Regions from separate parts of the Homo sapiens genome. Here region 2 is linked to region 1. The links are chromatin contacts, found by Hi-C or POLR2A ChIA-PET in ENCODE. All regions are on one chromosome and are shown on one strand. The core of a region is the stretch at or near the end of the contact, and the rest is flanking DNA. Distances in the headings are between cores, read along the strand shown. Region 1 holds the start of RGL1 (ral guanine nucleotide dissociation stimulator like 1). Region 2 has its middle 47 kb from the start of RGL1.

Region 1 (5,500 bases), core at 1,196-3,695:
GTTTCTATATACTAACAACAAACAATCTAAAAGTGAAATTTACAAAGCAATCCCATTTACAATAGTATCAGAATAAAGTACCTTGGAATAAACTGAACCAAAGAGATGCAAGTCTTGCTCTCTAAAAACTACAAAACATTCCTGATCTTTTAACAAAACTTAACCTATCCTCTCAGGACTCTGTTAGGTCACGGGAAGGCTAATGTGGTAAATAAACACCAACTGAGTTATAAATGGCTTACTGGTTTGTCTTCCCACATATTGACCAGGAGTACTTTAACCCAAAGGTACAGGTAATAAGGTAATATGGACTGAACTGCCTACTGATGAAATATTTTTAAATGAATATTAAAAAATTTGTAAACTGCAACACACAATTGCTCTATCTAGCATAAAGTCTGCCTCTTTTTTTGCAGAACAGCATTTGTACAAAATTACATACATTGTGAGGTGTAAATACAAATAGTTATTCTTGGAAAACCTCTCTGAAATTTTAAAGTAATTCCATGAGAAGACATCATTTCAGATTTCCTAGTGTTGCATACATAACACGCTTTTCACTGAGTCTGGATAAATATGGTTTGGGAGGAAGTACAATAAGGAGGCAGTGGAATTTTTTTGGATCACTTACCATGTGCTTGATGATTTGCATGCATTATTTCATTTGATCTCTTTCAAACTCTTTCAGGTAGATGGTTGTCCCATTTTGCAGATGAGGAAATTAAGGCTCAGGGTAGTAGCATTCAGGTTCACTCACTGCAAGGCTGGATGTGAAGCTGTATCCACTTGGCTTGAAGCTAGTTCTTTTCCCTTTACACACTAGGTGGCCAGCCAGGGAATTGGAGTACAGAGAAAGGTGAGTAGCTCTGAAACCTGAGTGGGGCCTTGTGAATTTAAGCCGCCCTGTCCAGGAAGGTTTCCTGGGAGAGTGAGGTTGAAGAAACTGCTTAATATCCCTGAAATGGAAATATTTCAGTTACTGCCAAATGTGTAGCCAAAAATCAGGTTAAAGTAGTGGTGAAGTTAATCTTACAGGTTGTTTAACTGTCCTCAGTTGCATTTCGTGGTGTCCAAGATCACCTAATAGGTCCTCTAGAGGTGGGCCTGGGTTCCTGAGGATGGCTTAACAAGCAGGGAGGTAGGGCCTTCACATGATTTTCCTCTGGTTCCCAGCAACATTCTGCCCTGATCATCATAGAAGGATTTAGTCTATGTGTTTTTCGTTCGTTTGTTTTTTAAATTATAGAACAACCACTTCAGCTTGCTAAAAGGGCATCTCCTCTCTATACAGTGATGGTGCCCTTAGGTTCTGGTTGTATGGGGATAACCTGGCTGAATGACTTGTAGATGTTCTCAAGTGTCCACAGATCCTTTTGTTTTTGCTTAATGTGCCCTTGCTGTCATTTATTCTGCTCTCCTGGGAACATCAGTACACTTGATTTGCTAAATTGTCAGCTCATGATATATTTACCATTAACCAAAACCCAGGCTTATGTCATAGTATGGCAATTAGTGGGAGACCTATTTTTTTTTTTATTTGAAGGTGATTAAATTCATTTAGGGTGAATAGTATGAAAGACATGAGCCCTAAAGGTATTTGCAATTTGCATGGAATTCTGGCAGGTGTCAAGTTTGACTGCATTATCTGGTATCTCTTGCTGTTGACTTGTTAAAACTGGATCTAAAAAAATGTAATAATCTTTTATCCCTATAGCAGATCTTTCCATTATGATAAAACTCCTGCTGGTAGTCATCTGATGAAGAACTTTTCCCTGTGGCTATGATCCTACTGTGTCCCTACAGTACAGGCAACTCAACCCATGGTGGCTACTCACAAAGACTCACAGAACCTCCAGGACACTGTCAGTCCTAGCAAAACCTTACCCTGCTTTGTTCCCTTCCCACCCCCAATGGCCAGTTACTGGGTAATTGGGGTGGTGAAAAGCCCAGCGCGATTTCCTGTTGGCAGTGTGCTGATGCAGGAGAGGGTATAGCCCCTGGGCATGGTTTTGGAATACCCGGGTGTCCTCTGACCTTATCCTCTGTCCTAATGAAAAACTTCCTGGCGTCTAGTATTGCGGCTCTCACTGGGGTCATTCTGACTTAATTATTCTAAAATCAAAATAGATAATAGGCAGATAATGGAAGTTTTTTGGACTTTCTCCTTCCATTGTTTTAGCGAAGGAAGAAGACACACACAAATCCTCCATCCCACACTCAGTTCTATTTTGGCACCTGGTGACCGTCAGGAAAACCTGATAAACTTGAAAGTGTTGTTTCCCAATCACCTTCAGAACTGGAGAAACGCTTTCATGCTGACTTTATCCATGGGACTGAAGAAAGGGAGAGTGTGCTCACAAGCACAAACAGGAAAGCCTTACATCACGGAGTGGCGTGGGGAGGAGTCTGCTCCTCGCTTGCTCGCTCGCTCGCCGCGCTCCCTTTGTGGCCCGAGTCGCGCGCACCGGCGGCGGCGGGGGCAGCGCGGCGCGTGTCTGTGCGCTGCGGTCGCTCGGGACCGGGACCGGGGCGAGGCGCCGCGGGGCTGAGCCCAGCAGACATTGCGTTGGCCTCCGAGCAGGGCGCATCATGCAGCGTTCGCGCACCGGAGAGAAAACTGAGAATGAAATTGCTTTGGCAAGCTAAAATGGTAACGAGAGCTCTCTGCCTTCTCCCGAGGCTTCTCTGGTGGGGAATCTTCTCCCGCTTTCGCTGGGCGTGTTTTGGACTCCCTCGGAGTGAACGGAGCAATCCGATTCCATACTTGTGAGCTAAAGCTCTCTCACTCCGCTTTGTATTCCTCTCTCTCTGCGTGTCTTCTCCCTTTCAACCGTACCTACTTTCTCAGCAATTGCCTGTGGTGTGTCTGGGGCAGATGCATGTCAGGAGGGGAGAACTTTGAAGGAAAAAGAACTGTTAGTGTGGGTGAACCGCGGAGCGCTTCTGCGTCCCAGCGGCTCTTTAACACAAACCTCAGGTTTAGCTGGGGACATGGAAATCCAGGGGGTCGCTGCACAGATTTTAGTAGAAGCTGCCTGATGATGTGTTGCTTTTTCTGCACTTGCCAGATTATTTTACGGAAATAAAAACTTTCCACCCCCGCTAACTTTGTGGGCTCCAAAACAATGAGGAGAAAAGACAAGCAAACCACTTCACTTCCAAAGGAGTGAGGACTCTTGGCGTTTTAAACACTTGTTTGTGTCTGAGTTTAAAATCTGGTTTCTTCAATGACCGAGCCACTCTAAAAAGTACAGACTTATTCTTTTCTTTTTTTCTTTTTCTTTTTCTTTTCTTTTCTTTTTTTTTTTTTTTTTTTTTTTTTTTTTTTTTTTTTTTTACAAAGAATTATTTTTCCTTTCACTTAAGGGGGACAAGTTAATCAGGACTAATCTAGTTTCTTTGTAAAGAAAAAGAAAGACTTCAAAACAAAACTATTTAAGATATGTGAGCAAGTCTAGGAGAAATAACTAAATGGAAAAGTCAGGGGATCCTGATACCACAGGAAGGGACTGCAAGCCAAGAAAATCTCAGCATTCCCTCTATCAAAATGTGTCTTGTATTGCGGATTGTAATATTTATTTTGAACAGCCCATCTTGTGCCCTGAGTGCTGTTGTAAGCAGCAAGGCAGCTGGGATAGATTGTGGTTAGCAGAGAGGAAAAAAATACTCTTTTTCTTTCTCTTTATCCCGTCCCTGGCAGAGCTCGATTCAGGACTGGGGTGAAGAGGTAGAGGAAGGAGCTGTTTACCATGTCACCCTCAAAAGAGTCCAGATTCAACAGGCTGCCAATAAAGGAGCAAGATGGCTAGGGGTGAGTAAAGCTGGCGAGATGGTGAACTTTGGAATTTCAGTGTCTGTCGTTCTGTGAATATCATTATTATTTAACAGAGGCAGGCTTTTTTTTTTTTCCTCTTTTCGCTTTAAAAAGGAAAATGCTAATGACCAAGTGTTTGCACTAGCTGAACAGGTCTCTTTTTGTATTTAATGTTTTCAAAAGCATCTTCCCTAGGTTTGTCAATAATTCAGAACCTCTTAGAAACATCTTGAGGTCTTTGGCAAATAGATTGGGGGTGGAGTGGCAGAAAATGACACACAGAATACAGGCCCAGAGAGCAGCACTCTCTTAGACAAGAGCCATAAGCAGCTTTGCCCAGAAGCCACCCTTGTCTCTCTCTGCCCTCCCCCAATTGATGCTGTCAGCGTCTGCCTTGCTCCTATATCTCTAGGAGGTACCCAGATTGCTCAGGAGACAGAGCATTCCAAGTCTGCATCCTTTGAGGGGTGGTAGATTTCCTATTGTGATCTCTTTTCTATATCTTGGGAGGAGGCAAATGGATGCTTAGTACCCACTACTTTGTGTGTAGAGTGGTGGGCCTTTGGAAAAATGCTGCTTCTGTAAACAGGACTCTTTTCCACTGAGATTGTAAAATATTGGGTGAGGTCATGCAAGTTTGTAGGTATCACCTAGTAGATCCTTCAACACATCCCAAATAAAGCGAATATGAGAAATGGAAAGCTCAGCGACAGGATCACTACTTGGGCAAATGTCAAACATGTGGAAGAATGAAGGGATTCTTGATCTGGAAGGAGAAGTAGTTCTCAGACCAGGCGGTGAGAGGCGACCCAAAAAGCCTTGAGAAAGAAAATAATGGTTGGCTGAATAGAGGGGGTGGAGTGTGATTTCACCTGGCTGGCCTTATTTTAGCCGATGGGCTTCAGAGTGTTGAAGATTTATGCACTTGCATCCCATCTTTAGCGGCTTGGAGTCTCTGAAAATTCAGAATATTTTGAGCAGCATTCAAAGGTGGAGTGTGAAGGAGGATAGGACACAAAATTGCACAGGGCCTCCTGTTAAGAGTAGTGGTAACGTGTGACTTGTAACTCCAGGGAGTTTAAGGCAGGATGGTGGCCCATGGCCGGCAGCAATCACTTCCTCTGCCATGAGTCTGCTGACACAGGCATTCATTGCTTTGGGCTTCCCCAGCTGCTTCAGCTCAGGCCTTTCCTGCTACTGTACTTTGGGCCAAGGTATCACCCATGAGGGCCAGAAATTGTTAATGACATCTGCAGGTGTGGTCTGGAAAGATAGGAGCTTTCCAGTGAGAACTAGAGGTCTTCACTTACCAAGTACCTACCTTACTCAGAATATGATTTTAAAATTAATTATGTATATCACTAGCAGACCTGATAGGGAAAGCAGAACTAGAGTTCTGACAAGTCATCACTTTGTTTTTGGTGGTTGTGTGTATGTATTTTATTTAAATGTGGCGTCCATGTGGTTTGGCCTCTAGCTATTTCAGAATGATTCACAACTTCTGAACCAGTTGTCTTCAAAAGGGTCATTACATTTTTTTGGTATCAGGTTATTCCTCTCTTTCTAATGAGACTGACTTTGCTTGGGTGACTGTTTTAGTTTTCAGCCATATACAACATTAGTTATGAGTAAGTCATTGGAAATGGAGGGGTTCACTCTGTAGGCCCCACATCTACAAACTGTCAT
Region 2 (5,815 bases), core at 431-2,930, 48 kb before region 1:
TCAATTTTTTGATTGGTGATTACATGGGTGTACGTATTTGTCAAAACTCATTCAACTATACATTTAAAATGGACATATTTTATTATATGTAAATGATACCTCAACAAAGTTGATCTTAAAAAACGGACAATGGGATGAGGGAATAGAATTAAATAAATAAATCAGTCATTGCCATACAGTGTGCTGTAATAAGTGTCCACAGGTATTTCGAGAGCTTAGAGCATGTAATCCAGCATGAGTATGGGCACTCATAGGTGTGCATGTCAAGGAAAGGAAGCTTCTCACTGAGCTGATAGTTGAGTTCATTCTTTTTTTTTTTTTTTTTGACACAGAGTTTTGCTCTTGTTGCCCAGGCTGGAGTGCAATGGCGCAATCTCGGCTCACTGCAACCTCTGCCTCCCGGGTTCAAGCGAGTCTCCTGCCTCAGTCTCCTGAGTAGCTGGGATTACAGGTGCCTGCCACCATGCCCAGCTAGTTTTTTGTATTTTTAGTAAAGACGGGGTTTCACCATGTTGGCCAGGCTGGTCTTGAACTCCTGCCCTCAGGTGAACCACCCGTCTCGGCCTCCCAAAGTGCTGGGAATAAAGGTGTGAGCCACTGCGCCTGGCCTGAGTTCATTTTTTTTTTTTTCTTTGAGATGGAGTCTTGCTCTGTCGTCCAGGCTGGAGTGCAACTTTGACCTCCCTGGTTCGCTTAAAGGAAAGGTAGAAACTAGCCTGGCAAATGGAATTTTTGAAGGGGAATTGGATCAAATATTTCTGGATCAGGGAAAACTGTAAAGGGGAGTGTTAGAGAGAATGTCCTACCATTTAGAGCATCTGTAGCAGAAGAGGAATGGCAAGAGATGAAGCCAAGAGGAAACAAATAATGAAAGTCTTCACGTCTCTTACTTAGAAACTTAGGAAGTATCCTGTGGGCACTGTGCAGTCAATGAAAGGTTTTTGGCAGGCTAGTGACATGTTCAGATTTGTTTTTAGAAATGCTAGTCTGTCAGACATGTTTAGGATGGCCGAAAATACTTCAAAACCTCTCTAGCCCAGATTGCTGTCTCTCTTCTCTGTCCACACTATGCTAGCCAGTGCTCAAGTAGTGATTATTTGGGGTTGTTCTTTTTTTCATGATAGTAATTCTTCCTCTCCAACTAGACTGTCTGTCCTTCAGACCAGGCCTCTTAGTCTTCTTCTTTTTAAAAAATTTATATTCCCATATTGATAGGTCACCCCCTTAGTCTTAATTCTACTTCACTTATGACTCCCAAAGCACTGGTACTACTAGACACAGGTTGAAATAAATATTTGATGATTGACTGATGAATTATTTTCATTATTTAATGGTAATACCCTGTTTCTCTAAATTGTAACATCAAGCAGAATGTTGTCATCTTTGGGTACTAAGGTGATTCATTTGACTCACCATTGGATAACACTTAGTTGGGTGGTTTGTTTGTTTTTTTTTTTTTGTATTGCTGATTGAATTTGCACGGAGTCATCCACTATGCACTGGACTTATCTATGTTCAATGTTTTACAAGAATACCACAACGATATGCAATGTTCTCTATGGCTATCGAACAGAGATGTTCTCTACGTGAAATTAAACTGGCGAATGTCTGTATGGAGACTGGACATATGACCTCTTCTCTATCCAGCTCAGGAATGGGGCTTCACATTGTAAAATCACATTCTTGGAGGAGGAAATAGTAAGTGTTCATCATGCATGCTTTGGAGATTAAATCATACACATCTGAGAGACAGGAAGAGAGAAGTTTTTAAAAACTGGATGGCAATTTAGGCAAGCAGTGGGAGTGTATTGTATTAAACTGTGAAAAGCCAGCTATTTGCTGAATTGTGGTTTGATGACAGAGCTAGGGTCCTTCTTTATGATTCTGAATGAATTTCTATTTCACTCTGCCACAAATTTTCATATGAGGCAAAGGGATAGAAATTTACTTTCTAGGAAGTTATTAATATATAAAAATGCTTTGATATATGAATCTCTGAGATGGGTAAAATAGACATATCAGTAGTGAGAAATGGAATATTGAGACTGAATAATATTCTGTTGGGTTTACAAGAAAAAGAAAATATCATTTATTGAGCATCTATTCTGTGTCAGGAACTGCACTTGGTGCTTTCATATTTATTAATATATTTGTCACAGCCATAGGTACATTTTCATTTTACTCATAAGGATTATGAAGATTAGAGGTTAAGGCACATGCTCAAATATACATAGCTGTTTGGTGGCAGAGTAAGATTGAAATTCATTTGTCTCTCATTTGTCTTTGTTCTATAATCTCCTCATGAAGCAAACTACCAAAATTGTTAAATCACTCTAATTTTACATTTAGTTTTCTTGTCCAGACCATAACCATTCCTGGCCAGGGCATCAACTTCAGCTCAATAACTGGTACCAATCTTGCTCTGTTAGACCTTGGCTCTGCAATGCCCATGTGAACAAATACCAGTGTGCCCATTGAGTCATAATCTTCTTCCATTCCTCAAAGTGCTGGCTCAGTTGGTGTGGCTAGGCTTCTATCTCAGTTCTCCTATATATCATCTGTCTTAGCCAGTTGGACTGCCACAATGAAATAGCACAGACTGGGTGGCTTATAAACGATAGAATTTTTTTTTTTTTTTTGAGACGGAGTCTCGCTCTGTCGCCCAGGCTGGAGTGCAGTGGCACGATCTTGGTTCACTGCAAGCTCTGCCTCCTGGGTTCACACCATTCTCCTGCCTCAGCCTCCAGAGTAGCTGGGACTACGGGCGCCTGCCACCATGCCTGGCTAACTTTATATATATTTTAGTAGAGACGGGGTTTCACCGTGTTAGCCAGGATGGTCTCGATCTCCTGACCTTGTGATCCACCCGCCTTGGCCTCCCAAAGTGCTAGGATTACAGGCATGAGCCACCGTGCCCAGCCAACAATAGAAATTTCTCTCTCACAGCTCTGGAGGCTGGGAGTCTGACATCAGGATGCCAGCATGTTTGGGTTCTGGTGAGGTTCCTTCTCTGAGTTACAGATGGTGTCTTCTCAATGGGTCCTCATGTGGCAGAAAAAGTTGGAGAGCTCTTTGGGGTCCCTTTTATAAGGGCATGAATCCCATTCATGAAGACTCTACCCTCATGACCTTATTGCCTCCCCAAAGCTCTGCCTCCTAATATCATCACACTGAGGGGGTTCTGTTTTCAACCTAACAAAGTTTGGGAACACAAACATTCAGTCCATAGTAGGACCCAGTTTCTCAGAGAGACTGTACCTATTTAAATGGTGCCCTTAACTCCATCCTATTTAAATAGAACTTAGAACTCTGTTAGGCTCCATGTAGCTCTGTCTTCTGCATAATTGAGCTCTGTTCCACTTACCCCAAGCTATTAATTGGGGTCTAATTGTAAACAGTCTGTTTGGAACCTGGCTATTTTTACCCAATCCCTGAACTCCTGTTGCTTTCTTGGATATGAAAGCTTGCCAGAATCACATCAGAGTTTTCCTATGCCCTTGTTTTGTGTTCCTTCTGAGCTTGGTTAGTCACGTGCAGCCATAAGAGATACAAGAGAGGCTCAGGAAAAAACAAAGGTTATTACACTTGCAGGTCCTAGAGAGAGGAGATATTCTGCATGGGAAGACACGATTGTGGTCATGAGGCAGAAGACAAGAGTGAGTGGGAAGCTTAGATTACTTCTGTATTGGGGTTTTTGAGGAAAAGGCATGCCACGGCAGGGAGAATGTTTGGGATTGGTTAGTTTGAACACTTTTGGTGGGTTTTCTGCTATAGGAGTAGTTTCTAGTTGCCTAGTACCTGGCCCTGGGATGATTAAGGCAGATAAATACTGTCTCCTGAAGTATCCAGGCCAAACAGAGGAGATAAGGCTTTTGCTTGGTTAATTTGCACATCAAAGGTATGCTCTCTGACTTTTGTTATCTTTAAGAATTAGCTAGCCCAGGGAAGGCAGTCTCTCCCAGTTGTAAAGTTTTTAAAGACATCAAAACATCATAATATACAGAAAATTAAAAAATATTTACAATACAGTCCTTGGGACACATCTTACCAAACAGCCTGCTACTACCATGGGACACATACCTCTAGTCAGGGAAGTCTCTCCAGCTCCAGTTTGTCAACTGTCTTATTCTTTTCCATTGGCCCTTGTTGCCAGTCTCAAGATTCCTTGTGATTAAGACCACCTGAATATGACATGATGCATTTAATAAGTTTCTTAGTCTAAACTAAAGGTGGATACTGAGGATATTAAAGCTTTCATTATGGTTAAATTTCACTGTTGGTATTAGAATGTGCTCAAGTATCACCTCTTCCAGGAAGACATCCTTGATTTTTCTGGTCAGGGTTAGTGACCCTCCTGTGTGGTACTGTAATATCTCTGCATATCTATCTTATAAGACTCATCACATTAATGGTACACACATACCTCGTGGATACCTGGTTTGTTTCCAGACCACCTCAGTAAAGCAAATATTGCACAAAGTAAGTCACATAAATTTTTTTTTGTTTTCCCAGTGCATATAAAAGTGATGTCTACATTATACTGTAGGCTATTAAGTGTGCAAGAGCATTATATCTAAAAAGTACATATCTTAATTTAAAAATACTGTATTTCTAAAAAATGCTAATGATCATTTGAGCCTTCAGCAAGTCATAATCTTTTTGCTGGCAGAGGGTCTTGCCTCAATGTTGATGGCTGCTGGCTGATCAGAGTGGTTGGCTGCTGAAGGTTGCAGTGGCTGTGTTTCTTAAAATAAGACATTAATGAAGTTTGTCATATCCATTGACTCTTCTTTTCTTGAAAGATTTCTCTGTAGCATGCAATGTTGTTTGATAGCATTTTACTCACAGTAGAACTTCTTTCAAAACCAAAGTCAGGCTGAGCATGGTGGCTCCCACCAGTCATCCCAGCGCTGTGGGAGGCTGAGGTAGGAGGATTGCTTGAGGCCAGGAATTTGAGACTAGCCTGGGCCATATAGCAAGATCCAGTCTCTGCAAAAAAAAAAAAAAAAAAAAAAAAACAAACCTGGGTGTGGTGGTGTGTGCATGTAGTCCCAGCTACTCAGGAGGCTGAGGTGAGAGGCTTGCATGAACCTCAGCAATCCTCACTCAGGAGGCTGTAGTGAGGTATGATTGCACCACTGCACTCCAGCCTGAGCAAGAGAGCAAGACCCTATCTTTAAAAAACAAACAAAAAATGAAGTCAGTGCTCCCAAACCCTGCTGCTACTTTATCAACTAAGTTTATGTAATATCTAAATCCTTTGTTGTCATTTCACCACATTCGCAGCCCATTCCTCAGGAGTAGATTCCATCTCATCTCAAGAAACCACAGTCTTTGCTTATCTATAAGAAGTCACTCGTTGTCCATTCAAGCTTACTGTGAGATTGCAGCAATTTAGCCTATCTTTGGGCTCCACTTCTAATTCTAGTTCTCTTGCTATTTCCATTGCACTGGCAGTTGCTTCATCCATTGAAGTCTTGCACCCCTCAAAGTCATTCATGAGGGTTGAAATCAACCTCTTTTAAACTTCTGTTAATGTTGATATTTTGACCTTCTCTCATGAATTATGAATGTTCTTAATGACATCTAGAATGGTGAATCCTTTCCAAAAGATTTTCAATTTACTTTCCTAGATCCATCAGAGGAATCATTATCTATGGCAGCTATAGCCTTATGAAATATATTTCTTAACTAATCAAACTTGAAAGACAAAATTACTCTCTGACCTATGAAATGATATTGTGTTATGAAATGCTGTGAAATGGATATTGTGTTAGCAGGCATGAAAACAACAATCTCCTTGCACATCTCTGGC

The links. A loop is a pair of places that touch in the nucleus more often than their neighbours do. ChIA-PET counts read pairs that join two places held with the same protein, here RNA polymerase II (POLR2A). Pooled maps may share reads with other maps.
Region 2: a loop to region 1 is called in a pooled map, with 2.1 times the contacts of the local background. The contact joins the enhancer-like site here to the promoter of RGL1 in region 1. A Hi-C loop is called at or near these places in 1 of 168 maps with a recorded cell type or tissue (left ventricle myocardium superior), 1 of 37 single-sample maps with no recorded cell type and 1 of 50 pooled maps. POLR2A ChIA-PET finds 5 or more read pairs at or near these places in 8 of 52 experiments (GM10248, H1, MCF 10A and 5 more).

What each region holds. Positions count from the first base shown.
Region 1 is chr1:183,802,675-183,808,174 of GRCh38, forward strand. It overlaps RGL1 (ral guanine nucleotide dissociation stimulator like 1), which reads left to right and starts at 2,446. Exons shown (of 18, transcript NM_001297671.3): 1 at 2,446-2,650; 2 at 3,701-3,811. The coding sequence starts at 2,624. RefSeq lists enhancers at 4,066-4,125, 4,869-4,918.
Region 2 is chr1:183,755,576-183,761,390 of GRCh38, forward strand. It overlaps a transcript of RGL1 not described here. Among named protein-coding and RNA genes, the nearest start is that of RGL1, 47 kb to the right of the region's middle. Within about 2 kb of position 1,681, at least 4 of the 41 ENCODE cell types and tissues checked have a DNase peak (open chromatin) inside an H3K27ac peak, as active enhancers do; they include PC-9 and endothelial cell of umbilical vein, where a contact is called at or near this core.